Linked DNA regions of Mus musculus: all the other regions are linked to region 2. A link is a loop called in an ENCODE intact Hi-C map of the cell type or tissue named here. Cell type or tissue: heart. All regions are shown on one strand. Links, peaks and the distances in the headings refer to the core of each region. The heading gives the core; the rest is flanking DNA.

Region 1 (7,894 bases), core at 2,379-6,378, 200 kb before region 2:
CATGACTGAGTCATGGAGATCATCTGTCTGTAAAGCAGGTGTATCAAGCAGGGGGGACAAGCCTAGGATGCAGAGCTCTGTGCCTTATCTCGTTATCTTTCCCACAAGATGCTCAGATACTGTGTGCCTCATCAGCATTCAGAATCTTTCCATGTAGTGGTTGTCCATCCTCTGACTTTCCATTCAGGGTTGTGTGGTCTTTCGAGGATTGGTGGAATTCATCTGTAAAACTATTTAAAATTTTTGGAGAATTTCTGGTTTTTAAAGATGCTTTTCTAAATTCTTTCAAATGTATTGGTCTATGCAATATTTTTAACTTTGAGGTTCTTTTTTTATTAAAAAATTAAGTTGTAATGGCATATACACACAAATAATGACTTTAAAGTTATTTTAAGTTTGTTTGTTATTGTTGTTGTTAGTGAGTGTGTGTGTGTCTATTGGGTGACACAGTGCATGTGGAGGTCAGAAGATAACTTCAGAAGTTTTTTTTTTTCTCTTTCTAGGGTGACATCTAAACTCAGATGTGTATGGCAAGTGTAGTCACTTGCTGCACCATCTAGTTGACCCTGAAAGTTCATTTTTAAACTATAAAGTGTGGTTATTGTTATGCTATTACTGTTATTTTGAGTTAGTCATTAAAAGCCTGTTTAAAACACTATGGAGTCATGGCTGACCATTCTTTCTGTAGATTCCTATGACCATCTGGAGGCGCAGCCCACCAGCAGGAAACTCAGGAGTGGGGCTACCGTAACTATAGTTTTCCAGACTCATGTAGAACTGTGGTGTGTTCTGGGCTTTCTGGCTTTATGCTTCTCAGGAACTTGCATACCCTTTGTGAGTTCAGGGTTTAATTTTGTATTTTTTTTTTTGAATAAAAATTGTAGATAGTGGGGCTGGTGAGATGGCTCAGTGGTTTGGGGTGATTATTCTTCATGCAGAAGACCCAAATTTGGTTTCCAGCACCCACAGTGCGTGATTCACAAGCACTTGTGTGATGTGTATGTGAGTGTATGTGGAAGTCAGAGGACAACTTTCAAAAGTCTCTTCTCTCTTTCCAGGGATGTCAAGGGATCTGGCATCCATATACACGTGTAGTCGAAAATAAAATCATTAAAAAAAACTGTGGCTAGTAATAATAATTGGTAAAGTTGAAGAGTAAATGAGGTGAATGTAAAATATAGCAAGCAATTTCAGAAACAAACATTTGTACATATAAAATTAATAACAATAGAGTAGCCGGACATGGTGGCGCACACCTTTAATCCCAGCACTCGGGAGGCAGAGGCAGGCGGATTTCTGAGTTCGAGGACAGCCTGGTCTACAAAGTGAGTTCCAGGACAGCCAGGGCTATACAGAGAAACCCTGTCTTGAAAACAAAACAAAACAAAACAAACAAACAAACAAACAAACAAAACAAAACAAAACAAACCACCACCACCAACAACAAAAAACCAGTAGAGCAAAACTGTGCTGAGTGTGTGTTTTGTGTTTGTGTTGTTTTCCTTCTGAGATTGAGAACTGCACTCGAGTCTTTTTTTTTTTTAATTAGATATTTTCTTTATATACATTTCAAATGCTATCCCGAAATTTCCCTATACTTTCCCCCAACCCTGCTCTCCTACCCACCCACTCCCACTTCATAGCCCTGGTGTTCCCCTGTACTGAGGCATATAAAGTTTGCAATATCAAGGGGCCTCTCTTCTCAGTGATGGCCGACTAGGCTGTCTTCTCCTACATATGCAGCTAGAGACAGGAGCTCTGGGGGTACTGGTCAGGTCATATTGTTGTTCCACCTATAGGGTTGCAGACCCTTGGGTACTTTCCCTTGGGTACTTTCTCTAGCTCCTCCATTGGGGGCCCTGTGTTCCATCCAATAGATGACTGTGAGCATCCACTTATGTATTTGCCAGGCACTGCATAGCCTCACAGGAGACAGTTATATCAGGGTCCTTTCAGCACAATCTTGCTGGCATATGCAATAGTGTCTGGGTTTGGTGGCTGATGGATGTCAAGTCTCTCCCAGTTTTCCTGATCATTTTCTCTAGCAGATTCTTCTGGGCTATGACCTTTGCTACGACAGAAACCCACTACACCTGTTAACAGAATATTGACTTTTCTCTTTCCTAGCTTTTTCAGCTGTTGGCCCTCTGTGTGGAAGAGACGTGAGGATGGACTGGTGAAAGGCCACCTGATAGCAGTGGACAGGAGGTCTTCTCTTCTTCCTGATTATCTTTCTACTCATTGTTTGGCTGATAGTAAAGCATCCAATCTGCCACTGTACTTTCTCGGCCCATTTCTGCTCTCAGAGTTGAGGTAGAAACACCTCCTTTCTGACCTCTTTAGTCTTTTCTGTCCACATAGTGTCACAGGGACTCCATAGAGCCAAAGGAGTGTGTTCACCTAGAACTTGGTCCTGCGTTCTTGAATACATCTAGATGCTTCAGGTACATGATTCTCCTGATACAAACCTCCAGGCCTGCAGATGCTATTTGCTTGAGTGTATTCATAGGATTTTGCCTGAGGCTAGCCTGGGAAGCAGTGTGTTCCTTCTTGGGCCCAAGGGATTTCTAATGGGCAGCTATTTGCAGAAAGTGCAAATGAGCATGATGCACTCCAAAGTTATGAAGAGGGTAGAGCTCAGAGTGGAGAGAGAAGAGCCTGGTATTTTTAGTACCACTACAATCTGGCTAGTGTAATCAGTTCTAACCATATCTTCTAGGTTCAATAAATAAGAATAGGAATATTTACTTGGCTTAATTTATCACCTTCAAATATTTAGACATGGATATTAGGCCTTCAGTTTTGCTCTTGCTCTGAAAATTGCAAATGGTAGAGGTAGGTCTAAAAAGAACATTATCCAGTTCTCATGTTGCCCCATCTGCAGTCCTGAGGAGGATCAAGCCAGGCAAAGAGCATACAGGTGCTCACCCATACAGGTGCTCCATCTGCCAGGATCCTTCACTCCTTAGCACAGTGCCTGACATAATTACTGGATGGATGAAGGGTTGTGGGATCGTGGCTTAGTGGAAGGGAAGATTTGCCCAGGGAAGGGTCCTTGCAGTGCCACTGGCTGCAGTGGTGTGTAACGGGCTGAAGAGGCAGTTGTACTAGGGCGTTCCCAGTGTCTGAGTATTTGTTTGTTTGTTTGTTTTTTGTTTTTTTTGGGCTCATCTGAACTTTGAATTTGAGGGATAGTATTAGGCACCCTCAGCTATGTGAGCTTGGTATGTGTTTTTATTTGCCATTTATCAGTAGCATATTTTCTCTCTGAGGGATGGGAACATCACAGTTATTTCCCCATTTGGGTTTTTACCACACATACTCATTATATGCAGTTTAATGAGGTTTGGAAGAGACAAACAAAACTACACTACGGACATGTGAAACAAAGTAGAAGACAAATATGTAAGAAATACATTACCAGACAGCCATTGTGATTGTTACTGCCCATTTAAACTGTTTTTTTTAAAGCAAAATGAAACTATTATATTTTATGACCTTTTTCGTATATGCATTAGAAGTTTTAAAAACATTTAAAAAAATCAAGTCATATGAGACAGAGTCAAGGAAATGCAAGGATTACTACTGAAGGGTGCTTTCATTGATATGCTGGAGGTGTTTGTGGTGTGACTTAGGGAGCTCTTGGTTCGTTTGAGGGACTGTATAGAAACTGAGACTTAGAAATTGTTATGGTTGCTGATGTTTCTAACCAGGGAAGTCTCAAGTGCAGTAAACTGTCTCAAGTGCTCAGGAGAAGTGTAGAGGCTGTGACCAAACCAGGAGCTGCTCTGTACTGACACTTAATTTGAAACCTGAGTTGCTTGATATGTACATGTAGTACATGTAGGTGAAGATTTTGAGAATAATCTACATTTTAAGTAATTAATTTACTTGTTATGTATTTTGAGCAAGGGTCTTTGTTGTTTTGGCTGAACTTGCGCTTTCTATTCTTCTGCCTTGGGTACGCCATGGCAAGATAATGGGATGAACCAACATGCCTGGCTTTCTTTATATTTAAAAAGTTATCTTTTAAAAAATAAACAAAGCAGAAGAAACCCTGTACTCTCCTAATATGAAGCACATGAAAAACTTAGGGTTGCAGTGTTAATTTGAGAATTGGTTGGTTATTTCTAAAAAAAAAAGGAATCAATTTCTGTTTTGTCAACTTCTTTCTGACGTGCTACAGTATTTGAGAAAAGAGTTTTACAGTAAAGACAATGTCTCCGGAGCACTCGTGGTCTGTCATAACATATAATTTAACATTGTCATGCTGATACGTAAAGTTTCTTAAAAGGAGGCGTTAAAAACATGTTTCTGCTGGGACTGCCAAAGTACTTTGTATCATGCAAAAATTCTGTGCCTTGATTAATTACAGCGAACTTATTTTGTAAGTAAAAGTAGAGTAGGCAGTTTCCTCTTAGAGTCATTTTTTTTTTAAATTTCTCTGTCTTTTATATTTTGATGAGAAAAAAAATCTTTATTCTGGGATATGACTTAGCCTAGCCAATTAGGGCAGGAAAACAAGGCTGTTCTCACTCTTAGAGCCATGCCTCCCATCTGGTGCCCATGCCTGTCCATCCAAGTCAACTTTGACCTTGGCTTCTGCAACCTCGAGCCTTAGAAAGTCAGCATTGCTGACTTGTGGGAGACTTGGGTGTTGGGGAAGCCAGAAGGAATTAGCAGGAACATGGCCAGGAATGGAGATGAGGTGGAGGACTACAGTTGCCTCACATTCTTCCTGTGCCGTGTAGGCAAGTCCTTCCCAAGGGCTGCCCTGAGAGCATTGCAGTGAGTTCAGAAAAACAGAGAATGTACAGTTTTTATGAAAGCAACAGTTGATAGTCTTAAGACGCTAAATTGTATAATGAAATTAGCAGTGGTATTTTTGTTGTTATTGTTCACTTAAGTTTAATTTTGAGACACAAAGTTTGCTGTGAAGTCCAGGCAGGCCTCCAAATTGAGATTTTCCTGTCTTAGCTTCCTGAGAGTTCTAGGATTAAGGGTGTGTACCACTTTATCTGGCTGGCTCTAATTGTACTATTTGAAAACATCTTTGTTTGAAAAAACAAAGTACCTGGGAAATGTTCCTGGGATTCTCCAGTGAGACCCCGGGTTCTGCACTTATTCTCTTAGTGAGAGAAACAGCTGCCTTTTGCTGGCATTATTTCTGTGCTACTCCCCTATTGGTGTGGATTATTTCTCTGCTCATATCCTTTAATACTCAAAGGTCATGTGTCAGAAAAAGATGTGTATGAAGGAGACGTTGCCTAAGGTCAAGTGATGGAGAGTGAGATCTGGACTTTTCTTCCCTTAAAGGTTGGTGATAGCCAAGTGCTAGATCTTAGCTAGTAAACCAAGAAAGCATTGTTTATGCAACTCTGAGCATACAGATATATAAGATGGGCTCATAAAGCAAGCATTACTGTTGATAAATTATAAAGATTTGTAATGCACACATGTCCAAACATGCCATAACTCATCTGTAGAGGTTAGAGGACAGCTTTTAGGAGTCAGCTTGTCCCTTCCTCCACATGTGTCCTTGGGATTGAACCTAGTTCACCATGTTTGGCCACAAGCTTTTCACTTGTGTCATATTGCAGGGCCCCCAACTTCTTGGATATACATGTAACTTTGCTATTTATTAATATTAAAAGCCTTTTTACATATTAATGAGGTGTATTTGCTTCATTATCTAACATAATATGTCAAAATATACTAGTTCCATTCTTGCTGAGGAACAATGAGAGGGAAATATTAAAGTCTTCATTTTTGTAATTAAGCCATTACATTTATATAGGAGCAGAAACCCGTGTGAGTAGTGAAGAGACCGCAGTTGATGACAAGTAGTGGTCTCAGATCTGAAGCACAGTGTTGCTGGCATGGAACCCCCAGGTACACCTTCACTGCATTATATTTCATAACAACAACATCTCCTGCAGTCCTCACATTCCGTTCATTTGTTTTTTTCTTACATTGGAATTGTAAAGGTAAGGGCGGTGCTATTCATCTAGAAAATTTAATTATGAGCAAAGGGTTTGCATTATCCATTTTTTCTTTGTGAAAAGGGACATTTTGAGGATATTTGACAATAAAACTAAATATTTAACAACTAGTCTAGGCTGTATAGAACTTAGTCAACTTCCCCCCAGGGACCACCAGCAACAGCAACAGCAGCAAAAACAGAAAGAGGAGAAATTTAATACACAGGGGGCTAGGCGGAGGCAAAGCCAGCTATTGCTGAAAGGTCATGGAACAGGATCCTCAACCCAGAACAATCAAGAACAATGGAATTAAGCAAATTCCCGAAGGAAAAGAACGTTTTGAGTAACTTGAGATCCTTAGGGAGGGGTTAGATTTTGGTCAGCATTAGTACTTAGGTATTTAGTGCGTATGCTTTCAGTTAATTTTATCTCTTTAAAAGTGCGAGCATTTTAATGTATTGTTGAGCCCAACAGTAAGAAACAAGCCCAGCTGTGTGCTTTACTTCAGTGTGGAAAATTTACTGAATGGAGACTCTGGGTTAGCCTTCGAGAGATTAGCAGTAGAGATAAAGTGTGTATGAAGCTGCTTGTAGATTCTAAAAATAAAACTGGCATCCCCTTCCAAAACAGGGCCGGTCTAAATAGCCCATTTCTTCTAGCATTTTCAAGCCTTCAAAGGGTTCCATTGCTTTGTAACTGTCAGATGCAAATGCCACTACTTATATTTATGATATAAATATTTATATCAAATATTTAAATTAACAAGTATGGCTTAAAACAGTTAAGGATGATGCTTGGCGAAGTGGTTCACTTCCTTATTCCTGGTGTTCTGGAGGCAGAGGCAGGTGGATCGAAGTGAGCTTTAGGCCGCCCTGGTCTACTTAGTGAGCTCCAGGTGAGCTAGGCTGCATAGTGAGACCCTAGCTCAAAATGAAGGAAAGGAAGGAGGAAGGAAAGAGGGAAGGAAGGATAGAAGGAAGGAAGGAAGGAAGGAAGGAAGGAAGGAAGGAAGGAAGAAAGAAAGAAAGGAAGGAAAGAAGGAAGAAAGAGAAGAAGGAAGGAAGAGAGGACGGAGAAAAAAGTTAAGAGTGCTTAGTACCCTCAAAGGTCCATAAAACAAATATTTTTATATACTATGTAACAAGTGGGGATGAAGAAACAAATTGTGGTAGAGTCATGTGATGGTCATATGTTTTTTCTTTAAATGATATATGCTGAAAATATTTAAATAACTGAGAAATACAGTAGAATGATAAATGAAAAATTTATACATCTTTAAATTATTGAGAGTGACAATAGCTCTTGATGGTCCAAGATGCCTAGCCTTCCTGGTGCTAGGTGGGTGCATTGTTACCAGTTACCACTGTTATGAAATGTAATGTGACAGACAGCTGTGTGTGTGTGTGTGTGTGTGTGTGTGTGTGTGTGTGTGTGTGTGTACCTGGCAGGCCCATGCCAAGGTGTGCCCTGAGAAATCATGCAGTATAACAAATCTGATATAAAGGAAGTTTCTTTGAGAGAAGGGAAGGGGAGTAAGGGCCTGAATAAGGATCAGAGCTGTGAGGGCGGCAGGGGTGGAGGTGGGGTGGGGGGTGCACAAATGACAGAGAAGGACAGGAAGAAGGACAGAGAGAGAGAGAGAGAGAGAGAGAGAGAGAGAGAGAGAGAGAGAGAGAGAGAGAGAGAGAGAGAGGAGAACGTGGGTGACAAGTAGTTCTTTTATAAGCCACACTCAGGTGATGGTGTGTCTCTGGGAGGAGCCTAGCAGACTCACCTGTAAGCTAGCACACTGGCCTTGTAATTCATTCATTCAGGCCAGCAGTCATTCGTGTGGCATCTGCTGCACCCAGGATTGAGCTGGGCTGGGACACAACGATGAATACAGTAAATAAAGCGCCCAAGCGCTTCAGTAT
Region 2 (7,894 bases), core at 2,568-6,567:
TCTGGGCTCTAGGGTGGCTTCAGGAGGTTGGCATGTAACCCCAGGTTTGTGCTTTTAGTTATCAGAGCATCCGCAGAACCATGACTAATGAGAGGCCTGAGGAAAATACCAGTGCTATCGATGGGGCAGGGGAGGAAGCCGACTTTCACCAAGCCAGCGCAGGTAAGAACAAGCCCTCCGCTGTAATCCCAGAAATGTAGCAGAAGAACCAAGATTTCTAAGACATGAGCTGCTCTTTAAGAGAATGGCAATTTTTCTAAACACTTAACGTTTTATGAGTTCTGGGGAGAAGTATCACAAAACCAAAAACGTCACGTCACCATAGTCTCTGAGTCTGTGTCAAAATGGAACAAGAGCCTGGCCATTATTAAGAAGCTATGGATGCATTAGCACTGTTCCCAACTACAAATGATATCCAACATCATTTTAGTGTCATTAAGAATAGTCAGGTTCGTGCATGCAAATAAAAAAAAAATGTAGTTCTAGGGAATTGAAGTCACAGCCAATGACGTAAAGAGTGTTTGCAGTGTTTAGTTCTGAGCCTATATGTCCTGTCTGCTTAGACTTCCGTCGGGAGAACGTCCTGCCTCACTCTACCTCCAGATCCAGGCTCACGCTGCTGTTACAGTCACCCCCCGTGAAGTTCCTCATCAGCCCAGAGTTCTTCACCGTGCTGCATTCTAACCCTGTGAGTAGCTAATCTTGGAGGAACATTCTGGAAAGACAACAGGCCAGAGAAAATGATCCTTAGTCAGGGCCTGATCATAGGGACCATTGGAGTGCTCCCTGAGTACTCGGCGTGTTCCAACCTTGTTAAGTACCTTGTGTTAAGTACCTTGTATTTTAAACCACCATGCCATATAAACTTAGTGTATGTAACAGACACCCAAAACTCAAACAAACAAAAACAAAAACCTTTGGAGATGACTAGCTTATAAGCAGCAGATATTCATTTTCCAAAGTTTTGGGTGGCATAAAGTCCAGGATCATTTCGGTTGGCCTGGAGTCAGGTGATGTCCTGCTAATATTGTTCATGTATGATGGCACCTTGCTGAGGACTGTCTTCAGTTCTGCTTTTAGGAGGCTCTAATTGTACTTAGAATTATGCTTCATCCACCAATGAGTTACCGTGTCCTGATGAAAGTCATCATTGGTGATTAGGTTTCAGCAGATGTATGAGGAGAGGGACACAAGCCAGCTGGTGTGAGGGAATCATCCCAGGAGTCTCTGAGCTCAGGGAATGGCTTTGCTAAAGATACTAATGGGAGAGAGACCATCTTCATTGTATACAGAGTGACATCAAATAAGGAAACATTGCCTAAAAGGTCAGCTGGGTAGAATCCATTTATCAGGGCTTGAGCTAAGAGGAGCCTGGAGTAGAGAAGGAACCAGCAGGAGAGGAAGTAGCTGCAGAATCTTTGCAAAGATCTGGTGGGTTAGGAACTGCCGATTAGACACTGAAGATGATCCTGAATGGGAACATCCTCACATTAGTAAGTGATAATAACACGGATGTTAGAATGAAGTGGAAAATGTTGAATGTGGCAAAACAAATTAAATATCGTAGAGAGATCAGACTAGACTGAAGGGGAAAGTAGACACTGGCCTGGTCTCAGTGGCTGGAGATGGCTGTGTGGTGGTTTCTGTGTACCTGGATACTGATACTTATGTATTTCCGCCTAACTTTATAAACATGTGCATCTAGCTGGATTAGAGGTTTATGTCCTTTGTTATATCCTGGTTTAAATAGAAACCAAAAGGACTCCATTAGAGAGCAAGCATGAACAGTATGGTATTTGTCCTCAGCCTGTGAGAGGGTGAAGGCTTTTGCACATTTGCCAACTTTTTATTTATTCCTGATTGTATACTAGGCACTGAGCCAAGTTCTAGGAACATATACGCAACAGCACCTGTGGGTCTTGGAATCCCAGCTGTGAGAACACATTCCAGCATTTTGATGATTGTGCACTAGCAAGGGTGGAGACTGTGAGTGTATATCGTGACTGGGAATGCACCGGGAAGGGGCTATGGCTGGGAATGCATTTACAAAGGGTTCTGAAGGCTGGATAGGAGCTTACTCTAGAAACACTGATACCAAGAGCATTCTAGATAAAGGAGCAGGGTCTGTAAAGGCAGATACTCATGACTCTTGTGAAAATCACTGAAGCTGGGTCGCAGTACAGCCTGGTGCTGGTACAGAGAGAGCCTGGGATAAACTAACATTTAGAATTGTCACAAGACACAAAACTATCATGCTATACACAGAAGGACTTTGGGCTTAGATAACTCAAGCTTTCATTTGTTTGTCTGTTCATTCCTTCTCTCCGTGTTTATTAAATCCCTTTGATTTCCCTGGAATGGTCCAGACTTGGGGAGTAGAGTGGTAAATAAGACAGGCCAAGTAAGATGGAGTCAGCAGAACAATAACTAATGGAGAAAATGTTAATAATGTGGAATGACAGAGGTGAGGGCAGGGAACAACCAGTGTGGACTTCAGGGGGCTTGGGTGGCCAACAGGTCACTAACTCCAAGGGAGCTGCGTCTGCACGGTTACAAGATATCAAGGGACAGCAAAGCCTCTTTACTAAGCAGAGTTATGCCTTGGGGACAAGGAGTTTGACTTGCTACACAGCAAGTTTGGAGAACTGAACACAAACTCTGAATATAGTGTTTACATGATCTGGGAATAAATTTAGGCTTTGCAAGAACTTTATTCTAAATGTGTTTCTTCTGCGGGAGCAACGTGGATTTCTCAAAGTTCATTCCAGATGAGGCAGGCAAGTGGAAGGCCCTTTGACTAGGCAAAGAAGCGCCTTGGACCGGTGCATATCAGTAGAGATTTTGTTTGAGTGCTCACTTGGTCTGCCCAGAGCCCTGGGTTCCTACCCAGTTGAACTAAGTATGATGTATTCCTGTAACTAAGCCCAGGGAGAGAGAGAGGCAAGCAAGGAATCACAAGTTCAAGGTCACCTTTGGTTTCCTAGCAAGCAGGGGTCAGCCTGAGTTACATGAGATTCTATGGTATGGGGGAGGAGGCTGTCTGCATTCATGTATATGTATCTGTGCATTTTTTAAAAAGTAAATTTGTCTATATAGAGGAATTATAGTGCATGCTTTACAAGTAACAGTAATGCAATTTTATTGCTTTTTGCCACCCTTATTAATGTACAAGTATATTGGAACAGGAGTGCTTTGTGTTGACAGCAGTAAAACAGGAGAGTTGGACCCCCAGACTCCTGCCACTGAGGCCATTGCCCTTTTAGTTGTGCCAGGAAATACATTTCTTCACTTTGTATCTGTGAGCTGTTTCTGATGCAACAGCTCAATTTGATGTGAGGTTTTGCTAGCCTGTCATCTTTATCAGTTTCTTTGGCTTACAAAACTTTCTCTGTAAAGGGGCAGTGAATAAACATTGTAAGACAAGGCCAGTATGTAGATCTGTGTGCCGGGAGGGCTTTTGCAATACCTTGTTTGTAGTCAGACAGTTGGCCCATAGTCTGGACAGGTCACAGAACAAGGAATCAAGCCCTGGTTTTCATTTGCCACTTCCTGCAGTGTGAATTCTTTCCAACCCACAGTGAGTTCAGACTACTAGTGGCATCACTCAGTAGGCTTCTGACTTCTGTGCCTTGGTTGTCAGCTACAAGCTCCTGTCTCTGCAGTATCATTAACCAGTTGCTGAGCTGTGGTTCAAAGCTGTGGTTTTTAACTGGGCAGGTGTTTGTTTGTTTGTTTTTGTTTTTGTTTTTCAGATAAATGCAGATTGTGGGTTACTTGCAGGCTCTGGTCTAACAGGGCTGCAGTGAGTCCCAGGAGTCTGTGTGGTCCTTCAGGTAATTAAGTAAACATAGCCTTGCATGCCTGGAAGAAGCTGAGGCCTGCAAGCCCTGGACACTGGCATACAGCAGCTCAACTCAGGCTTTCTTGCACACTCTCTTTTCATGAGGTGCTAGCTTTCTCTGTTCCACACTCGGGTGTGATTTTAAAACTCCTTTCTCTGGAGAGCGCATCTCTAGTTAAAATACTCCTCTCTAAAAGCTTAGCTTTTACTTTATCTTTTCCTTCCTTCTACCCAAACTGTGTTCATTACTGGTTAAAAAGATGCATGTCTATAAAATTTAAATTCTGTGGGTTAGGAAGTCTTATTTTCTGACTTGTATTTGGTACACGTTAAAGTTTCTAGAATTTTCGTTAAGGTCTTAGGTATGGATGTATAGGCATAATCTTTTTACAGATACAGTTATTTTGTTTTTCTTATTTGGAGAATAAGCAGCAAATATTATAAAGTAAACTTTCCTGAATTTTTAATTTACTTTTTATTTTCTTAGTTTTCGATTGAATTCTTTGTGGTATACAGCTGTTTCCATAAAGCCTTATCTATGTTATTGGAAATATTCAACACTCAAAATTAAGTGTTGAGATTTGAAACTCTCCTTGTTTATTAAAACAGTTTGGAAAAATAAGTTGTGTTGAAAAGTCAGCATGGAAAGCCTATCTCATAAAGCAGCAATCTGCAAAATCTGTACCGAGAAACAAACATAGACAGACATACGGTTTCCATAGCAATGAAGCAAACTGAGAGGTTTCCATGCTTTGCCTTGTGTTATGGTAACTTTCACGCAGATTCTACTGCCCTCTTCTGGTAGAGATCAAAATTGTCTCCAAATTAACACAGGATTTTGTTACTCCTGCCCAATGTTTTAGAGTTGAGATGCCTGTGTTTGTCTAACTTACATTATACATAAGCACATTTAATTATATGTAGCAGAATGATATTTTCAACATACATGCTAAAATTATTACCCTGATTTTTAATGGTCTTTAGAAATGCATTCCTAGCCAGGCGTGGTGGCGCCCGCCTTTAATCCCAGCACTTGGGAGGCAGAGGCAGGTGGATTTCTGAGTTCGAGGCCAGCCTGGTCTACATAGTGAGTTTCAGGACAGCCAGGACTATACAGAGAAACCTTGTCTCGAAAAACCAAAAAAGAAAAAGAAAAAAGGAAAGAAAGAAAGAAAAAAAGAAAAAAGAAATGCATTCCTTATCTAAATTTCTTAGTTCTTAATAAAGAAAAGTTATTTTAAAGTTTATAAATATCATCTTAAACATACTCTTAGGCATTAAGAGTTACTTCTGTTACCCAGTTTACAGGGGTTTCTACTAATGTAAGTTCTCCTCCGGGTTATTGTGAATCACTTTAAAACCTGGTGAAACAATTTAAAATTATAAGATCTAAAATCAAATTAATTAAGCATAGTATGAATGCAGACTGTAGCACACAGGACTCTTTCCATTTACTAGCTGGCCTATTCTGGAACCAGCATTTCTTGCTTTTGTTATTAGTAAGTTTTGCTTAGTGAGTCATGTACAACATCAGTGACACTTGCTCTTTATAAACATGACAGGCATTTGCTAGCAAGTCACTGAGGTTATCTTCCAAATCTAAATTCAGATCACCAATGCTTGGTGGAAATTTTCTGAGCTGAAGGTGTTGTTTGGGAGTGGTGGAGTTAGTGGCATTTTTGAAACTGGCAGAATTAGGCGAAATCCAGAACTCCAGGAGCTTTGGCCACCACATGGAGCTTCAACATCAACTGATCAAGCGTCAGATTGTTGCCCACAGTTGCACTGTGGTTGAATACTAAGAACTGAGCGGTTCATATTTTGCTGCCAAACAACCAAAGAAGCGTTCCCTTTAACTTAGTTTCAAACTTCCAAAGCCTTACACAGTAGCCAGAGATGACACATTTAAACTCTAAGGGGATTAGTTTTAGCAAAATTCTGCTAATGGAGCCCTTCAGTCAGCCATGGAGTCCTGATTTCTGACTGGGAAGTGGACATCACAGAAGCGTGAGGCTGGGAAAGGTGAGAGGATGGGAAAGGCAATCTTGGAGTACAAAGGAAATGGCTAAAAGGGGTGTTTCTTCCCATGATGAAAAACCAAAACTTTATGTTGGTCAGAAATCATTTAAAGGTGCTGCTCTCCATGTAACGTTTGCCTGCTCAGTTCACTTCAGTGGACTCCACATTTCAGAATCCCAGTGAGATTGTCCATGCAGAGCCATGAGATTGGGTCATGAAATGTGTCTGTGTTCTAGCCTACTGTTCTGGGCGAGAAATCGATCCATTTACCTAACTAGAACCACTAACCCCCAGAGGGGAAATGAGGAGCCCTCTTTTGTCTTAAAGCAGGGCCTTGCCAGAGTCACACACACACACACACACACACACACACACACACACACACCACACCACTAAGGCCCACTCGGTCAGTCGGAACCCACTTGCATAGTGTCTCTTTGCTTCCTCTGCCAGTTTGTTCTAGCATGTTCTTCGCCCTTGTGACTTTTGTTATTCTCCCTCTAATGGACCATCTTCCTGCTTTTGAGTGCTCTGGTCTGTGTGTCCTCAGAGTTTCACACAGGCAAAACTTAGCACATAGTTAATGACAGGTAATGAGACCCCCTCAGTTAATAGAAAGTGGGCAGCCAGCCCACAAGCTTCAAAGGCTGAAAGTAGAAAATAGTTTTACTACTATATTTGTCTGTTCTAACATAGCTAGATTGGGAGAATCCCCCATACAGCCTTTTAATTACATATATCATATATTTCATAATGGCCTTTACCTCTTCAAAGCAATTTCTTAATCTTTATTCTACTGGTTTTGAGTCTTACTGTGTTATGAAAAAATTAGAAGGCTTATTATTAGTCCTTCTCACAGTTGACCAAATTGAGGCAAACGAGATTAAGTGTTTTTGTCGTTGCAGCTATAACAACATAATTTTATGTAAACTGGAATACAAATATCCGTTTAAGCTTTAGCTGTATCTATAACTCTATATACATACATACACATTATACATTGTATATGTGTGTATATATACATATATACACACAACACTGTATGTGCTATATGTTTACATATATGCTTGTTCAAAATACTTTATTTATGAAAATGTAGTGTTTTCTTTAGACCCTGACAGTCATATGAGTGTTTTTTTCATAGACTTGAAAAGGCTGTGAATCTAATGGTTGTTTACTACTTACTAATGAGGAGAAAATACTTCTTACACTTAATTTACTTTGATAGATGTTTTTTCCAAGACCAGTCAAACCTGGCACTGTGTTATGTGTCTCACTGAGTGGAGAGGAGGAAGATAAAAGGATATAATTAATTATAAGACCCAGGTAAGATTCCCACGCTTAAGGAGCTGTCCATCCACAGGGAATTACATCAAGCCCAAGGCTGGCATGGGCTCCTGACCCTAACTGCCTCGTCCTGCTCTCCTGGAGTTCTGCTGCCTCTCCTTAGTAGATGGGAGGACTGTGCTTGGTGCACTAGATTAGGAATCACTGTGCCCTGACTGCTTGGCACACCCACTTAGAACAAGGGCCAGTGAATGGTCTCTTCAACACAATCATCATGCAAGTTTGTTCCCTGAGAGCCTTGTTAGAGAGTACAACTTGAAAACTCTTTGCCATAGCCACACAGACTGGTGTGGTCTCTGGCATTGAAGCTTGCATGTTCGTGTGCAAACATGAGGAGCGCAGAGCCAGTGCAGGAAGTGAGAGCTTGCCAGTGGCAGTGAAAACTTCAAAGCAGGGGTAACCACAGGATAAACTGTTAGCTAGCCCAAGTTTCTCGATGGCAACCCCCAGAGAATTTTGTTAGTCTTCCCTGTTTCCATGATATTGTTCCCCCATGTTCTTGTGTCCCCTGAGTCCTGCCTGCTTTGCAGTACTGAGGCTCTAGACCATATAACTGCTTCTAGCCATCAAAAACAATTCTCATTTAGACTAGAGGGTTGAAATACTTCAAGGTATTTGAGACTCCAGTTTAAGGAACTAAGATTGGAGATTGTTCATTAGAGATAATCACACTCCCTCCCTTTCTCT
Region 3 (7,894 bases), core at 1,543-5,542, 70 kb before region 2:
TCTCTTCCCTCCCCTGCCCACCAATCCACCTACTCCCACTTCTTGGCCCTGGCATTCTCCTATACTGGGGCATAGAGCCTTCTCGGGACCAAGGGCCTCTCTTCCCATTGATGACCGACTAGGCCATCCTCTGCTACATATGCAGCTGGAGCCATGAGTCCCACCATGTGTTTTCTTTGGTTGGCGATTAAGATCTTCTTGTTAATTGGGAATTTAGTTCCTGCTCTATGTACAGTATTGGGTATATAGTAAATTTGAAATCGATTGTAAAAGTAGTTTGTGCTAGGGACAAGCAGGATCCTTTATATAGGAATGGGGGAGGTGGGTGCATTTAAGACAATGGATGGTCCAGAATCTGGGAGTCAGCTGAGGTGCCATACCTATGTATGACGATCAGGCCTGGAGACCTATTCCTGTACTGTGAGCCTTCCAGTAGCCCAGGGGAATCTGCTGTTCTCTCACTAGAAAACGGCCGAGAACTCAAGGTTTTGAACTGTTTTTCACTGAGAATGAGATCAGAGACACTCTGTTATTAAGTCTGCTGTAAACTGGCTACAGCCACCTTTGATGCTAATAAAGAGACTGAATTAGTGTTTTCTGGGCCTATTTACTGATCTAATAGTGACTAAGGCCATTATGAACCCACTGGCAAGTTAGTTAAGATGCTGCAGTTTTCAGGAGTGTTACTTGACGGAGGCAGAATAATGTACAAGCACCTGGCTTTGAGCATTGTTTCGATCTGGGTTCAAATCATGTCAATCATGAATCTGCGGTCTCTTCCTCTGTTCGTGGGTCTAACCTTGCTACCGACTTCATTCTTAGAGCACTGCGGTAGCAGTCAGCAGAATGTTGCTTTGTTCGTTTGGTTAGTTGGTTTGTTTTGTTTTTACAGACAGGGTGCCTAGCTCTGGCTGGCCTCAAACTTGAGCTGCCTGTGCCTCAGCCTCTTCACTGTTGGAAATGCAGTTGTGTGCCAGAGACCATTTTAAAAGCAAAGTCTTTATGTTCCTGGCACATAGTAGGCACTCTATCTACATTTGCTACTGTTTCCCCACGCAGGAAAAGCGTGATGATTTGTCCCAAGACTGCTCGGGGTTTGTCAAGTATGGCTGGTGGGCTTTCCAGCACCAGAACTCGCATAGCTCAGTGGATCATTAGAGCATCCAGGAAGTGGGTGTTAGGGTCACAGGAACAACACAGAAGAAAATGCAGTTGCCAGCTGTAAGGGAGAGCTGACACCCCATCTACCTCCTTCCACAGGAAACTCACCACAACACTAGGACATTTCACCTTGTTTACCTGCAGGCGTTGGAAAGGTTTTATAGTCTTAGATTGCATTCAGCAAGTACTTAGTAATTGCAGGGTGTGATACAGATGGGCTCATAGCTTCACAGAGCACTTTTCTATTTAAAATACTAATGAGTCTGAATTGGGTATTCCCCCTCAAACTCTTTTGAGTATAAGACAAGGGGGCTGAAGAGATGGCTCAGTGGTTAAGAGCACTGACTACTCTTCCAGAATTCCTGAGTTCAATTCTCAGCAATCACGTGGTGGCTCACAGCCATCTATAGTGCGATCTGATGACCTCTTCTCATCTGTCTAAAGACAGTGACAGTGTATTCACATACATAAAATGAATACATAAATCTTAAAAAAAAAAGAGGCAAGGGTACAAGCTGTATATTTTTATTTTTGAAATTTTCTGCCTTTCCTCCATCCAGCCTTTCCCATGTACTCTCTCAAAATCATGGTCCACTTCTTTAATTATTCTCTCTCTCTCTCTGTCTCTCTGTCTCTGTCTCTCTCTCTCTCTGTCTCTCTCTCATTGTGTGTGTGTATTCCTAAATACAAAACTATAGTCTGCTCAGTCTGTATATGTTACATGTATGTATCTCTCTCTCTCTCTCTCTCTCTGTCTCTCTCTCATTGTGTGTGTGTGTGTGTGTGTGTGTGTGTATTCCTAAATACAAAACTATAGTCTGCTAAGTCTGTATATGCTACATGTATGTATTTTTCGGGGCTGGCCATTTGGTACTGGGTGACCAGTTGGTGTGCTCTGGGGACAACCATTTCTCCTGCTCTCAGCATTCCTCAATTGTTTGTAGTTTTTTGTCTACCATTGAGGTTCCATGGGTACTGTGGAGGCAGCCATGTTGGTGAGACCTCACATGTGTAGCTTCTGCTATTTCCAGGAGATGAGCTCTGACATCACACTTCCTATCTTCTGGCTCCTGCTATCTTTCTGCCTCTTCTGAAATAATTCCTGAGGCTTAGGTTGGGGGTGGGGGGGTTGGGCTGCAGATCAGTTGGGGCTGGACAACACACGGTCACTTCCTCTCTGCATTTTAATCAGTTGTGGTTTTCTGTGATATCTGTCTGCTATAAGGAAATTTTTCTTTGATGAAGGGTGAGATCTATACTTATCTGTTGATATAAAGATAATTATTTAGAGTTAAGAATTATTTTTGGTTAATAAAGTGGGTTCTCCTTCTTTATCCAAGGCTAGCTTTGGGTAGTTGGCTAGGTTTCCAGGACCAGACATGATTTTCTTCTTGTTGAGTGTCCCTTCCAGTTAGAAGAGCTATTGATTACTGCCAAGGTATATGCACCAGTATGACAACCTTTGGGCTATCATGTCTTGCAAATCATTGCTTTAGTTCATAGGGATCTTAGATAGGTAGGATGCCTGGTTGCTTCCCTTTCTTGAGTGTTTTCATGCTGCCTTCTGGTATCACAAAAGCTAGTCTTCAGGTGGGAGGCTTTCAGGTCAGATCCATCTAGGCTCTCCAGGTTTTGTGTATGAAATCCATGGTGGTGTCAGCCTCTGGGAGGCAACTGAGTATAACAGAAACAGCCTGTACTGTTTTGGCAGACTCTTGGAAATCCTGATGAACAACTCAAAACAGAGCTTCTCACACCTTTTTGTGTTTTGTTGTTTGGTTGGTTTTTAATTGTTGTTGTTGTTAAATAGTCTATGGCTCTTGAGTTGGAGCATTGTCAGCTCAGATGGGAATACAGATACACACACAACAGAAAGAGAGAGAGAGTGTGTGTGTGTCTGGAAAGAGAGACCCATCTATACCACTCCTCTCATCATATGCCCAAAGGACTGGACATCCTACTCCACAGACGCTTGCTCAGGCCATGTTCATTGCTGCTCTATTCACAACAGCTAGGAAATGCAAACAAACTGAAGGTCCTTCAACTGATGAATAGTTAATGAAAATGTGGAGCATATACACCCTGGGGTAATATTCAGCTATAAAGAAAAATGAAATTGTCAGGTAAATGGATGAACCTAGAAGAGATCATGTTGAGAGAGGTAGTCCTGACCCAGAGAGCTCCAAATCTTCAGATGTGAATACATAACCTGGAGTAACTATGGAAACCAGGAAAGCAGAATGAAGTCATAGGAGGGGGAGTGATAGAGACAATAGTAGTGTTGAAGTGATTTGATGGGGGGAATGGGGCCTTTAGTTAGGGAGGGGAGAAGGAGATTAATACAGAAGAGAGGAGAGGGTAAAATAACAGGAAGAATGTCTAGAGAGTTATAAGGAATTATTTTATTTTCTATCTACTTAAATTACATATAGTACATATAAATCTGATACTAGCTATACTTATTATTGTAGCCATTTATTCATTAAAAGTAAGGTCAGAAGATAACTTCTGAATTGATGACTGTTTGGAGACTTTCATTAAAGCTATATATTGTTTGCAAAGGCTCTAGTCCTTTTTAATAATTTGAGGTGATAAGTCTACAGATTCCTCACTGGACTGATGTGGCTGCTCCCAGTCCATTCACTAGCTTCAGGGAAGGCCATAGCTGATAAATGGGAGTGGTGTACTAGAGATTCCAGAGAGCAGCTTCTCTGTCCAGACTCTATCAGACTGTGTGTGTGTGTGTGTGTGTGTGTGTGTGTGTGTGTGTATAACTCATTCCTTGGAATTCTCCCATGGAAAAGCAAAGGAAGGAAGCCGAGGGGAGGATGGGGCGATTACATCCTGTACCCTTTCCAGGGAGTGGCCACATCTGCCTCAGCAGAAGGGACATAATGGGATGTGTTTTTTCACTTAGGATGCCTGGGCAGTAACAAGACTTGATGTGTGGCCAGGGCAGCTCAGTGTTGTTCTCAGCTGGACAGGACTGTTCTGTATAGGTCACCTCTAGTTCTACCTAGTATTTCATTTCTAGAACATCCGAGGAGCAGGGAGAGGCAGAGCATCAGCCAAGTGGACTTGGCAGGCCCCCAGGAACACCTGAGGACTCCGGGCCTGCTGTGGCCTTGGTTCTGGCTGCCGCTGTGACGAAGCTGCCAAGGGTCTAGGCCAGGTGCATGCTTTTAAGCAGAATGTGACATATCCCTCTTGCTGCTTCCTGCGCCGGGATCGAGCTGATGGATTCTTCCTAGCAAAGACACAGAGGAACTCTTGGGGACTCTTAAAGGTAAGGTACAGGAAAAGTCTGGACTCCTACTTGACTTCCTTGTCCAAGTGTAGGTTTGTGCCTCTCTGTGCCTCTCTCTGAGAAGTTCTTCAGTGTAGTCCTCTCCATTGGTTACCAGTGGTGACTAGTGAGCTGTGTGCTGTGTTTGCCATATTTAGTACTTGACAGCATGGTGCAGGAGACCAGTGCAGGGATTAAGACAGGAAACTTCTGTAGGAAACAGGAAGTCCCCTTGTTGACTTTTTGAAGCCCCCACCACCACTCCCCCACCAGCCCCGTTTGAGTGGATTGCTTCACTGTGTGTGGTAAGTACAGCTTCTCTCTCCAGGAATATTTTTTTAAAGTGCTGAGACTCTGAGCCTAAAGCAGGTTAGATTATCTGCCCCTGGAGAAAGTTACTTATTGATTATTATTTTTTTTGTGTGAAATTTGAAGCTTTTCTTTCAGGGCATGAGGTGCTAAAGCATGTTTCTCTTCAAAGGAAGCAGTCTGTGGACGAGCTGTGGAGACGTGTCCCAGAGACCATGATGTAACAATGATATTAAAATTAAAAACAAAAGGGGGTTATCCATGGGTGACACAAGGCGACAGGGACACCGAGACACAGAGATAGATAGATAGACAGGATTTTATGTATTCCAGCTGACCTTGAAGTTCCAATAGCCAAGGATGACCTTGAACTTATTATCTTCCTGCCTCTACCTTCTGAGTGCCGGGCTTACAGATATGCGACACTGTGCAAAATTTATGACGTTCTAGGAATCAATCCTTGGGTTTATGTGATAGGCAAGCACTCTTCAACTGACTTCTGCTCCCAGCTCTGGAAAGGTTTTTGTTGTTGTTGTTGTTTTGGTTTGGTTTGGTTTGGTTTGGTTTTGGTTTTTAAAAATACGATAAAGAAGGGTTTTGTAATCAAAACCCATTATTGTCATTCGTCTTGTACACGTGCTGCTGAAAAATTTGTTCTGCGTTCCTTGTGTAGAGAGAAGAGGGCACCTCTGTGTGGTTCTAATAGAACTAGACTAAGGTGCATTAAGCATTGAGTGACTTCCATTCCAGAACCAGGCAGGTCTACAGAGCTATGTGCCTTGTGGCAGTTTCTACTTGCTATACAGTATTCTTACATACAAGCACATGTGCCAGATGTGCAGCCTTGTGGCAAGTGTTGGTTAAGAAAGAAGAGTTTGGGGCTGAGGAGAAGCTCAGTCAGTAACGTGCTTGGCACGGAAGCATGGGGACCTGAGTTGAGATCCCCAGAACTTGTGTAAGATGTTGGGATCAGCAGCACATGACGGTAACCGCAGTGGTGGGCGGGCAGGAGGATCCCTGGAGCTCACAGCTCAGCCATTCTAGCCCATTGGTGAGTGTGGCAGTGTGTGCTTCTAACTCCAGTGCTGGATCAACAGACTGGGACAGTCCTTGGGTCTCAGTAGGCAGCTAGCCTAGCCTGAGTGGTGAGCTCCAGGCCAAGGAGAGACCTTGTCTCAGTCATTGTGAGGATGGCGCCTGATGTTGTCCTCTGGCTTCCAGATGCATATATCCAAACACATGAGAAAACACACACACACACACAGAGAGAGAGAGAGAGAGAGAGAGAGAGAGAGAGAGAGAGAGGGGACACACACCACAAATTGAAATAAAAAAACTAAAATGTGAAAACATGGAGGAATGTGCTTTGCATATGAAAATCGGCTTCCTTTGAAAGAAGGTTGAGGTAGATGAAAAGTTCTACAAATGTACGTGTTTCACTCCCGTGGTTTCCAGGCTTGCACCGTCTATTCATATCCTCACTGCAACCCTTCTAAGCCAGGTACCATTAGAATTTTATACACTAAGGAAACAAAGCGCGTGCCATAGAATGGAGAAGTGAAGCTGAAACTTCTCGCTCCTGTAGTCAAACTGCTGCCTCGACAGTCAGAGGTGCAGTACCCATTGCATCTGCAGGATAAGCTCTGCACGTGAAGACAAGCACACTTCTCTTGACACATAGAAAGTCCATGTGGACTTAGTGCTAGTGATGTAGATGTGGTGTTGCATTGAGGTTTCTGCTAAGGTATAGAGATTGGGAGCCTTCTGTGCTGACTGAGTACAAAGCTGGGCTTTGAGGAATTGTTTGGATAAAGAGAGGGGCATAGGGTAGACCTAAAGAATGAAATTATATGATGGTGGTTTGATGTGGAGAGGTGAGAGGTGACTAAGCTACCTTCCGGGGTTGCTGAACTAGAGTCAGAGCTGGGTCCGTGGCCTTTTGCTCTAAGGGTGGAGATTTACATGTGCCACAACTCTGTTCTTCCCTCCTTAAACTTCCAGTCCGTGACGTTCCAGCATGCTCAGTGTGGATGCTTGCAGTGGTATGGCAGACAGTGACATGCAGTGTGTAGGAACATGGTCTTAGGGTAGGGGTCTAGAGTTACTGTGTAGGTACTGGAGGTCCTCATCTTGAACATATTTCTAAAACCTCTCTGATGTCACTTCAGAGAGCTGTGGGTGGTTTTAATGAACTAATAGAGTTTAAATGCTAGGACAGGGCTTGGCAGCAGACATTATGTAGTTACGTATCTGGACTGTGGACACTCACTCCATCAGAACAAAATCTCCACTCCTTTCCTCCCATCTGAGTCTTTACCACATGGGACACTGCCCAGACAGTAGTGGTACTCAAAGAACATTTGTTGAACCATGTTTTAACACTGTTACTTTCTCCATCCTGTCTACGATTGTTACTTTCTTTTGATCTTTTGAGGCTTAAACTGTTTAACTATCTTTGACCTACTAACAGGTTTCCCCAAATTAAAGCCTGTACGTTTCTCCAAATTAAAACCTGTAGAAAAAGATATTTTTTTCTGTATTTTAAGTGGTTTTCCTTAGGATACAAAATAATGGGTTGTGAGTTGTGTACAGTCATGTGCCATTACTTTGTTCATATTCATTCTCTGAATTATCTGCCTTGACCTTTCCACCTCCTGCTGCTCTGCTTCCTTCCTCCTTTTAAATGGTCTTCTTCCTCCTGCTTTTATGCTTCTCGAGCGTGTGTGTGTGTGTGTGTGTGTGTGTGTGTGTGTGTGTGTGTGTGTGTGTGTATGCTGAGCAGTGTAAGCTATGTCTATATTTAACTGACCTATTGTGCTGGCTTTTTTTACGTCAACTTGACACAAGCTAGAGTCATCATAGAGGAAGGAGCCTCAATTGAGAAAATGCCTCCGTAAGATCCAGCTATAAGACGTTTTCTTAATTAGTGATTGATGTGGGAAGGCCCAGCCCATTGTGAATGGTGCCATCCGTGGGATGATGGTCCTGGGTTCTATAAGAAGGCAAGCTGAGCAAAACATATGGAGCAAGACAGTGAGCAGCACCCCACCGTGAACCTCTGCATCAGCTTCTGCCTCCAGGGTCCTCCTCTGATTGAGTTCCGTCCTGATCCTGATTTCCTTCTGATGAGCAGCAATA
Region 4 (7,894 bases), core at 2,300-6,299, 340 kb before region 2:
GCAAGTGTGGCTGTCCCAACATCTGACAAAATAGACTTCAAACTGAAACTAATCAAAAGAGATAAAAAGGGACACTTCATTCTAATCAAGGGAAGAATTAACCAAGAAGAAAATTACTATCCTAAACATACATGCACCTAATTCCAGAACACCTAAATTTGTTAAAAAGAAAAAAGAAATCTACTTCTGGATTTAAAGACATAGATTAACATGATTAATAGTAGGTGATTTCAATATCCCACTTTCTCCAATAGACAATTCGTCTGACAAAAAAAAATAAACAGATAAACATCAAAATTAATTAAACATATATCAAGTAGATATAATATCTAACCGTGTATTCTAGTCAAACATCAAAGAATACACATTCTATTCAGTAGTACATAGGAGATTTTCTAAAATAGACAGCATCTGAGGATGCATCAAAAAATCTTTACGAAGAGCTCTAGCAGACAGGAGCACAATGATCTGCACCATGGTAGAACACAGAATCAACTTCCATAAATAAATAGCTTTTCTATGTAGCACCAACATACATTCTCATTCACAATGTACTCAAAGAAAATACTGTATGTAGGAATAAACCTAACCAAGGAAGTTGTAGTGATTTGAATCCGTATGACCCCATAGATTCATGTGTTTTAATGCCTGGCCCATAGGAAGTGGCACTTCAAAGACGTGTGGCTTTGTTGAGGCAGGTGTGGTCTTGTGGGAGGAAGTGTGTCACTATGGGGGCAGGCTTTGAGGTCTCCTCTGCTCTAGTTAGGCCAAGTGTGGCACACAGTCTCCTTCTGTTGCCTGCAGATCAAGAGGTAGAAGTCTAAGCTCTATCTCCCAGAACCATGTCTGCCTAGATGCTACCATGCTTCCTCCCATGATAATGGGCATCATGAAACTGTAAGACAGACCCCAACTAAATGTTTTCCTTTATGAGAATTGCCATGGTCATAGTATCTCTCTTCACAGCAATAAAACTCTAACTAAAACAGAAGGGAAGAATCTATATAATGAAAACTTTAAACCTGTTAAGAGATAAAGACACACACACAGGAAAGACAACCCAAAATATATAATTTGTATATATTGAGGGAATAAACTGCTAGATAAAGTTGGCTGCTTCTTTTGTTATTGCTCATATCTAACCCACCAGCAAAGCAGAAACATTGTCTGGATCTGATCATGTGTGACTATTCCACCTATTACCTGCTTCCAGGCAGCTGCAGAGGCTTTTGTCTAGATTATCAAATAGCCTCCAAACTGGTCCTCCTACTTTTACCCCTGTGCTTGTATCATCTGGGATAGGGTAGCCAGCCTGATGAAGTTAAAGTTATGTCACAGCAATCTCTGATGCTGTGATTGGTCACTTGGGAAAACCAGAACTGTTACAGTGGTGTTCACATGGCGTTCACGGCCTGCGTAAGTTGCTCTCATTTCCATCCCGTCTTTGTTCAGCTGACAGACAAGCTCCATAGGGTCAGGGAGTTTTGTCTGGTCCCCGTGTCCTCTCTTGTGCTTATAGCAGATCTCATTGGCAATGAACATTCAGAAAATAGTTGTTAGATATGTGAGGCAATTACTTGGTTTTAACAAAACCACTTTCTGTTGGTTATGATAGATAACACCAGCTGATATCTTTCATTTAAACTGGTAGTAAATGGATATAGCTATTATTCAGTGTAGGAATGGAGTCTATATGTCCACAGAAGTAAGAGTTCCCTTTTCAAATGCTAATACATTGCTTGTGATATTGGGGTGTGTGTGTTTCCTGGAAGTTACTGGCCTAGAATGTCTTTTAGACATATTACCCCTAAACACAGAATTATTTGATAATTGTGGAGTAAATTTTACTTCCATTCATTTTATTGTCACAATTTTTAACGCTGTTGTCTTAGTTAGGATTGCTATCATTGCATCAAAATACCATGACCAGAAGCAATGTGGGGAGGGAGAGGTTTATTCCTGTTCACACTTTTATGTAACAGTTCATACTGAAAGCCATGAGAGCAGGAACTTAAGCAGGGCAGGAACCTGGAGGCAGGAGCTGATGCAGAGGCCATGAGGGGTGCTGTTTACTGGCTTGTTCATCATGGCTTGCTCATCCTGGTTATAGAGCCCAGGATGACTAAGCAGGACAGTCCCACCCACCATGGGCTGGGCCCTTCCACATTAACCATGAATTAAGAAAATGATGGACAGGCTTACCTACTGCCTGATCTTATGGAGGCATTTTTTTCAATTGAGGTTCCCTCCTCTCAGATGACTATAGTGTCAAGTAGACAAAAACAAAACAAAACCAAGCTAGAACATCTATGAATATAAACACAAAAGTGTAATATACATATGTATATACATATATATGTCTATACACACACACATACACACACACACACACAAATTTAAATGACCATCACAATTGTAGGCATCTCAAGAAATAGTATATTGTCTGGGTGACAAATAGATGACTGAGCAGTTAAGAGCACTGGGTGCCCCTCTGGAGGACCTGAGTCCAGTTCCCAGGACTGATGGTGATAGGCCCAGGTTTAACTTCATGCTTGCACTATTTGCTGAAGATGAAGATGTTGCTTTTCACCAGCATTTGCTTTTAGCATCTTTGTAAAATACTAAGCGCCTGAAATGCTGTGTACTCATGTTTGGTTCCTCTGTGTCAGTTTTTATACCAGTACCATACATGTTGTTTTTATTACCACAGCTATGTGATGAATCTTAACATCTGGAACTGTTACCCTCCAGCAATGTTCTCTTTTGCTTAGGATTGTTTGGGTTCTCTGGGATCATTTGTGAGTCCATATGAGTTTTAGAATAGTTTTTTTTTTTTCTTCTATTTCTCTGAAGAGTGAGATGAGGGTTTTGGTTGGGATTTCATTGAATCTGTAAATCGCTTTCTGAAAAATGGTCATTTATGTGGAAAAAAAAATGCCACAAAATGGCCCAGTTTGGTGGTTTCATGATGCCATAGCTTATGCAGGCCAAATTGGTAAGCTCCAGGCTTAGTGAGAGGTCCTATCTCAAAATAATGTAAGGAGTGTTCAGGAAAGACCTGCATGTAGACGCAAACAAATAGACACAAAGACATATACACCTATGCATACGAGTGCACACACACACACACAGAGGGGAAGAGAAAGGAAGAAAAGGGAAGAGGGAAAAAAATGGGGGGGGGGGGAGGTCAGGGGAGGGAAAGGGAGAATGAGAAAGCTATGCTTCTGAGTCAAAAAGTAAAGACAGAAGACAAGCCTGTCCACGGGAGTGCACGAGGAGTTACCCAGGTCGCTGGAGTAAGGCCTCTCCAGAGACCAGTGTTAAGGGCAAATTTTTGGCTGGTGTCAGAACCAGAAAAAGGGAGAAAGGAGGCAGCAAAAGAAAAAAGCTGCCTTTCTGGGATCTCAAAAAACACACAAGCTTACCAGGAAGGGTCTGCTAAGGAAGGAATACATAAATGCATCTCATTACGGTTTATTTATTTACTTATTTTAGGTTTGAGGCAGGGTCTTGTGTAGCTCAAGCTTCCCTCAAACTCGATGTGAGGATGACTTTAAACTTCTCCTCAGGTCTCTACCTCCCAAGGCTAGAATTACAGGCACACACTACCAAATGGTCTTGGCAGGCACTCCGCTGTGCAATAACCCAGGTTCCTCCCATCTTAGGTCTTGTATGTTCCTTTCTACCTTCTGGCTTCAGTTCTCTCTCTTCAGATGACAAAATAGAATTTAGTCCTATGCAGGTGAAGTGCCTGCTTGTCTTCATCAAACCATGGACCAAGTCGTGTGCAAAAGGGGTTATTGGCATTAATCGTACTATGGCATTTGTAGCATAGACTGAGAGACACCACATTTGTATTCATGTCTCTAAAGGGTTTCTAGATATCTGCTGTCAGCATCAGAATGGATCTTACTGTCGCGGAGCATGCAATTTCTGTCGGAGGAAGGAAACGGGTGTGTGTTATGTCCCAAATGGTGCCTGGAAAGCAGCTAGTTTAAAATAGCCCTTTATTTGTCCCTGTGTATAATTCCCTAGCACGGGGGAAGTCCACAAACCAACCAACCAACCAACCAACAAAACCCCAAGAATCTGTGTTTGACCCACGTTGATTCACGTAGGGTTACAATCCTTTTGTTGGTGTTGTTGAGCCTAGCATAGTATCTTGGCTGTTGTGGGTGCCAAACACGACAATACTTAACAAACATCTATCTCCGCTCAAGCAAGAAACAGTGTACAAATACAAATGGAGACGCCTCACGTCCAGGAAGCAAACCAGGGAGGATAACAAGTGGCAGAAAACCATGCCTTAATGTTGAAAAAGCCTTCGCCAGGAACCTTCAACTAACTGTATACCTAAATGGGGAACAGCAACTAAAGTAGAGGTCTCAGCGGCTGGCCACCCTTCTGCAGCTGTGGTCCAACCAAGGCCAACTTAACCTGGCTTGTTTTCACAGCCAGGCAGGGTGCTGAAGCAAGGTAAACCGAGGCTCTAGAGGTCTCCAGGGCCGGACTGGACTCGGGCTGGGAGGGAAAGGAACCTTGTTCTGAGGCGTGGTCTCTCCCCCTAAGCCGCCCACCTCAGTTTCCTGTGTGGGCCCGGCAGCCTCACCCCTGATTCATCCAACAGCCCGTAGCTCGGTCCTCCAGGCAGCAAGTTTGTTTCCATGGAACTAAAACAGCTCTTTAAACCAACCCGCTCGCCAGCAGGGTTGCTCCGGCACGCAGGCGCACCCGAGGTGAGGCATGCCGGGAAGTGTAGTTTTCCCGGCCCAGCAGGGCCCTCCACTTGGGGAGGGACCCTGGCCGGAATCCCTCAGTGCTCCGGGAAACGCGAGACCACGTGACCCGGATGACGCCAAACTCCATTGTGTTTCCAGCAGAGCACGCTGGGAAACGTAGTTGCTGCCCTCTCCTCGATTGGGTCGGCTTTGCCCTAATTACTAGGCGCACCCTGCAGGAAGCAAGAAGAGGCCAAGATCAGATGTTTTCAGTTGTTGGAGAACCAGAGGACCAAATAACGTATGAACTATGAGAAACTAACAAATATTTTGTTAATGAACACAAGAATGTAAAAAAAATCAGCTCGTTCTTGTCAAAAGAATCCACTCGGTCCTCTTTCATAACGATCAGGTAGAGAGTAAGCCACGCAGACGCTACTCTCTAGTCTTCTGTCTCTTCAGCGTAGATTTTGATTCCTTGTTGACAGGTAAACGAAGCCGGTGGAAAGGGAGGAAGGAAGGGAAAGAAGGGAAAAGCCGGGGAAGGAGAAAAAAGGTGTCATGTTTTTCAGTTTTGCCTTAAAAGTGTTTACACTTCGTGAAAACCCTCCTATAGTTAAGAACGTGGTATTCAACTTCACCTGAGTTTCAGGACACAGGACCAAATGATTGGTACCCCACACAGGGCAATCAAAGCTCTTCCTTCTGGCTGAGGGAATAAACCTGATAAACCTAGTCTGAGAGTTGAGTCTGAGAGTTGTCACTTCGCAGGTGTCTTGACAGAAATGCTATTCTGATTCTTTTGGTGACTGGGGCCTCCTGAGCAGGGGGGAGGATACCTGCCCATTGAGCCACAGCTGTTAAGACATTCATAAGACTGTGAATGACCCATGAAAAGAAATGCCTTTGTTCAAAAACAACTTTAAACATAAAAATGAAAACGCATTAGTGCAAAAAAAAAAAAAAAAAAAAAAAAAGCTGGTAATTTTCAGTGTATATATGATTTCACTTCCATTCAACAAGATTTTTCTGTAGAACAGATGAAGGACACATGTATGCACTCCCCAGAAAAGCCTCAGGCTTTGGTGAGATGAGAAAATTCACAAGCTCACGTCTCCCGATTAGGCAGTAGTCAGAGAGTTAAACTGAATTAAGTCGGTGCCTTTCACTTCTTGTGTCCATCACCTGGCAAGTAAGAATTTAGGTCAAACAATTGCAAAGTTGGAGAAATGGATTTAAAATTTTCAATATTGATAATAAATTTATCAGCTAGAGATTCGGTTTCTCTTTAATTGAAAATTCATCACATTCAACATCTAATTTTGTGGTTGGTTTGGGTGGATATTTTTGTTTATTTGTTTGTTGGGTTTTTACTTTTTGAGAGTCATGTTAATATAGTCTAGGTTGGCCTTGAACTCAAGAAAATTCTCCTGTTTCAACCTCCTGAATGATAGTTTCAAACATATATTGCCATACTCTGCTTCTAATGTTGTCTTTGAAGAGACTAGACACACTTTATTTTTTTTGATCTCCCTCCAAATTTTCAACTAATTTTAAAATGTTGACTTGTGCTCGCTTCGGCAGCACATATACTAAAATTGGAACGATACAGAGAAGATTAGCATGGCCCCTGCGCAAGGATGACACGCAAATTCGTGAAGCGTTCCATATTTTTAATAATCAGAACAACAAATGCACTAAATAAAGATAGAATACTAAAAGCAGTAAGGGGAAAAGGTCAAGTAACATATAAAGGCAAGCCTATCAGAATTACACCAGATTTTTCACCAGAGACTATGAAAGCCAGAAGAGCCTGGGCAGATGTTATACAGACACTAAGAGAACACAAATTCCAGCCCAGGCTACTATACTCAGCCAAACTCTCAATTACCATAGATGGAGAAACCAAAGTATTCCACAACAAAACCAAATTCACACATTATCTCTCCACGAATCCAGCCCTTCAAAGGATAATAACAGAAAAAAACCAATACAAGAACGGGAACAACGCCCTAGAAAAAACAAGGTGGAAGGTAATTCCTCAACAAACCTAAAAGAAGACAGCCACAAGAACAGAATGCCAACTTTAACAACAAAAATAACAGGAAGAAACAATTACTTTTCCTTAATATCTCTTAACATCAATGGTCTCAACTCCCCAATAAAAAGACATAGACTAACAAACTGGCTACACAAACAAGACCCAACATTTTGCTGCTTACAGGAGACACATCTCAGAGAAAAAGATAGACACTACCTCAGAATAAAAGGCTGGAAAACAATTTTCCAAGCAAATAGTATGAAGAAACAAGCTGGAGTAGCCATCCTAATATCTGATAAGATTGACTTCCAACCCAAAGTCATCAAAAAAGACAAAAAGGGGCACTTCGTTCTCATCAAAGGTAAAATCCTCCAAGAGCAACTCTCAATTCTGAATATCTATGCTCCAAATACAAGGGCAGCCACATTCATTAAAGAAACTTTAGTAAAGCTCAAAGCACACATTGCACCTCACACAATAATAGTGGGAGACTTCAACACACCACTTTCACCAATGGACAGATCATGGAAACAGAAACTAAACAGGGACACACTGAAACTAACAGAAGTGATGAAACAAATAGATCTGACAGATATCTACAGAACATTTTATCCTAAAACAAAAGGATATACCTTCTTCTCAGCACCTCATGGTACCTTCTCCAAAATTGACCACATAATAGGTCACAAAACAGGCCTCAACAGATTCAAAAACATTGAAATTGTCCCATGTATCCTATCAGACCACCATGCACTAAGGCTGATCTTCAATAACAAAAAAAATAACAGAAAGCCTACACTCACGTGGAAACTGAACAACACTCTTCTCAATGATACCTTGGTCAAGGAAGGAATAAAGAAAGAAATTAAAGACTTTTTAGAGTTTAATGAAAATGAAGCCACAACGTACCCAAACCTTTGGGACACAATGAAAGCATTTCTAAGAGGGAAACTCATAGCTCTGAGTGCCTCCAAGAAAAAACGGGAGAGAGCACATACTAGCAGCTTGACAACACATCTAAAAGCTCTAGAAAAAAAGGAAGCAAATTCACCCAAGAGGAGTAGACGGCAGGAAATAATCAAACTCAGGGGTGAAATCAACCAAGTGGAAACAAGAAGAACTATTCAAAGAATTA

What was found. A loop is a pair of places that touch in the nucleus more often than their neighbours do. Peaks named below come from ENCODE experiments on the same cell type or tissue, not always from the same donor. Only the 100,000 strongest peaks of a DNase experiment are listed, where the experiment ranks them.
Region 1: it touches region 2 in a loop (2.6-fold over the local background); 2 of 42 quality-filtered maps call a loop at or near these places.
Region 3: a loop joins it to region 2, with 2.3 times the contacts of the local background. A loop is called at or near these places in 2 of 42 quality-filtered maps.
Region 4: a loop joins it to region 2, with 3 times the contacts of the local background. A loop is called at or near these places in 2 of 42 quality-filtered maps.

The regions. Positions count from the first base shown.
Region 1 is chr1:54,107,803-54,115,696 of GRCm38, reverse strand. The region is part of intron 1 of Hecw2 (HECT, C2 and WW domain containing E3 ubiquitin protein ligase 2); the gene reads left to right. Among named protein-coding and RNA genes, the nearest start is that of Hecw2, 83 kb to the left of the region's middle. In heart, for the core only: no CTCF peak of the experiment used is centred there; a DNase peak (open chromatin) is centred at 4,636.
Region 2 is chr1:53,906,035-53,913,928 of GRCm38, reverse strand. Hecw2 (HECT, C2 and WW domain containing E3 ubiquitin protein ligase 2) reads left to right here. Exons shown (of 29, transcript NM_001001883.3): 12 at 59-162; 13 at 564-688. Among named protein-coding and RNA genes, the nearest start is that of Mir7681, 61 kb to the right of the region's middle. In heart, for the core only: a CTCF peak has its summit at 4,649 (motif pointing left); no DNase peak of the experiment used is centred there.
Region 3 is chr1:53,974,748-53,982,641 of GRCm38, reverse strand. All of the region lies in intron 2 of Hecw2 (HECT, C2 and WW domain containing E3 ubiquitin protein ligase 2), which reads left to right. Among named protein-coding and RNA genes, the nearest start is that of Mir7681, 130 kb to the right of the region's middle. In heart, for the core only: no CTCF peak of the experiment used is centred there; a DNase peak (open chromatin) is centred at 4,021; H3K4me3 peaks cover 1,393 bases; H3K27ac peaks cover 1,443 bases.
Region 4 is chr1:54,247,601-54,255,494 of GRCm38, reverse strand. It overlaps Ccdc150 (coiled-coil domain containing 150), which reads right to left and starts at 4,812. Exons shown (of 28, transcript NM_030025.2): 1 at 4,610-4,812. The coding sequence starts at 4,666. It overlaps Gm51622 (a long non-coding RNA gene), which reads left to right and starts at 4,882. Exons shown (of 3, transcript XR_003947818.1): 1 at 4,882-5,206. It overlaps Gm25829 (a small nuclear RNA gene), which reads left to right and starts at 6,287; the gene lies at 6,287-6,393. In heart, for the core only: a CTCF peak has its summit at 4,733; a DNase peak (open chromatin) is centred at 4,814; H3K4me3 peaks cover 1,564 bases; H3K27ac peaks cover 1,324 bases.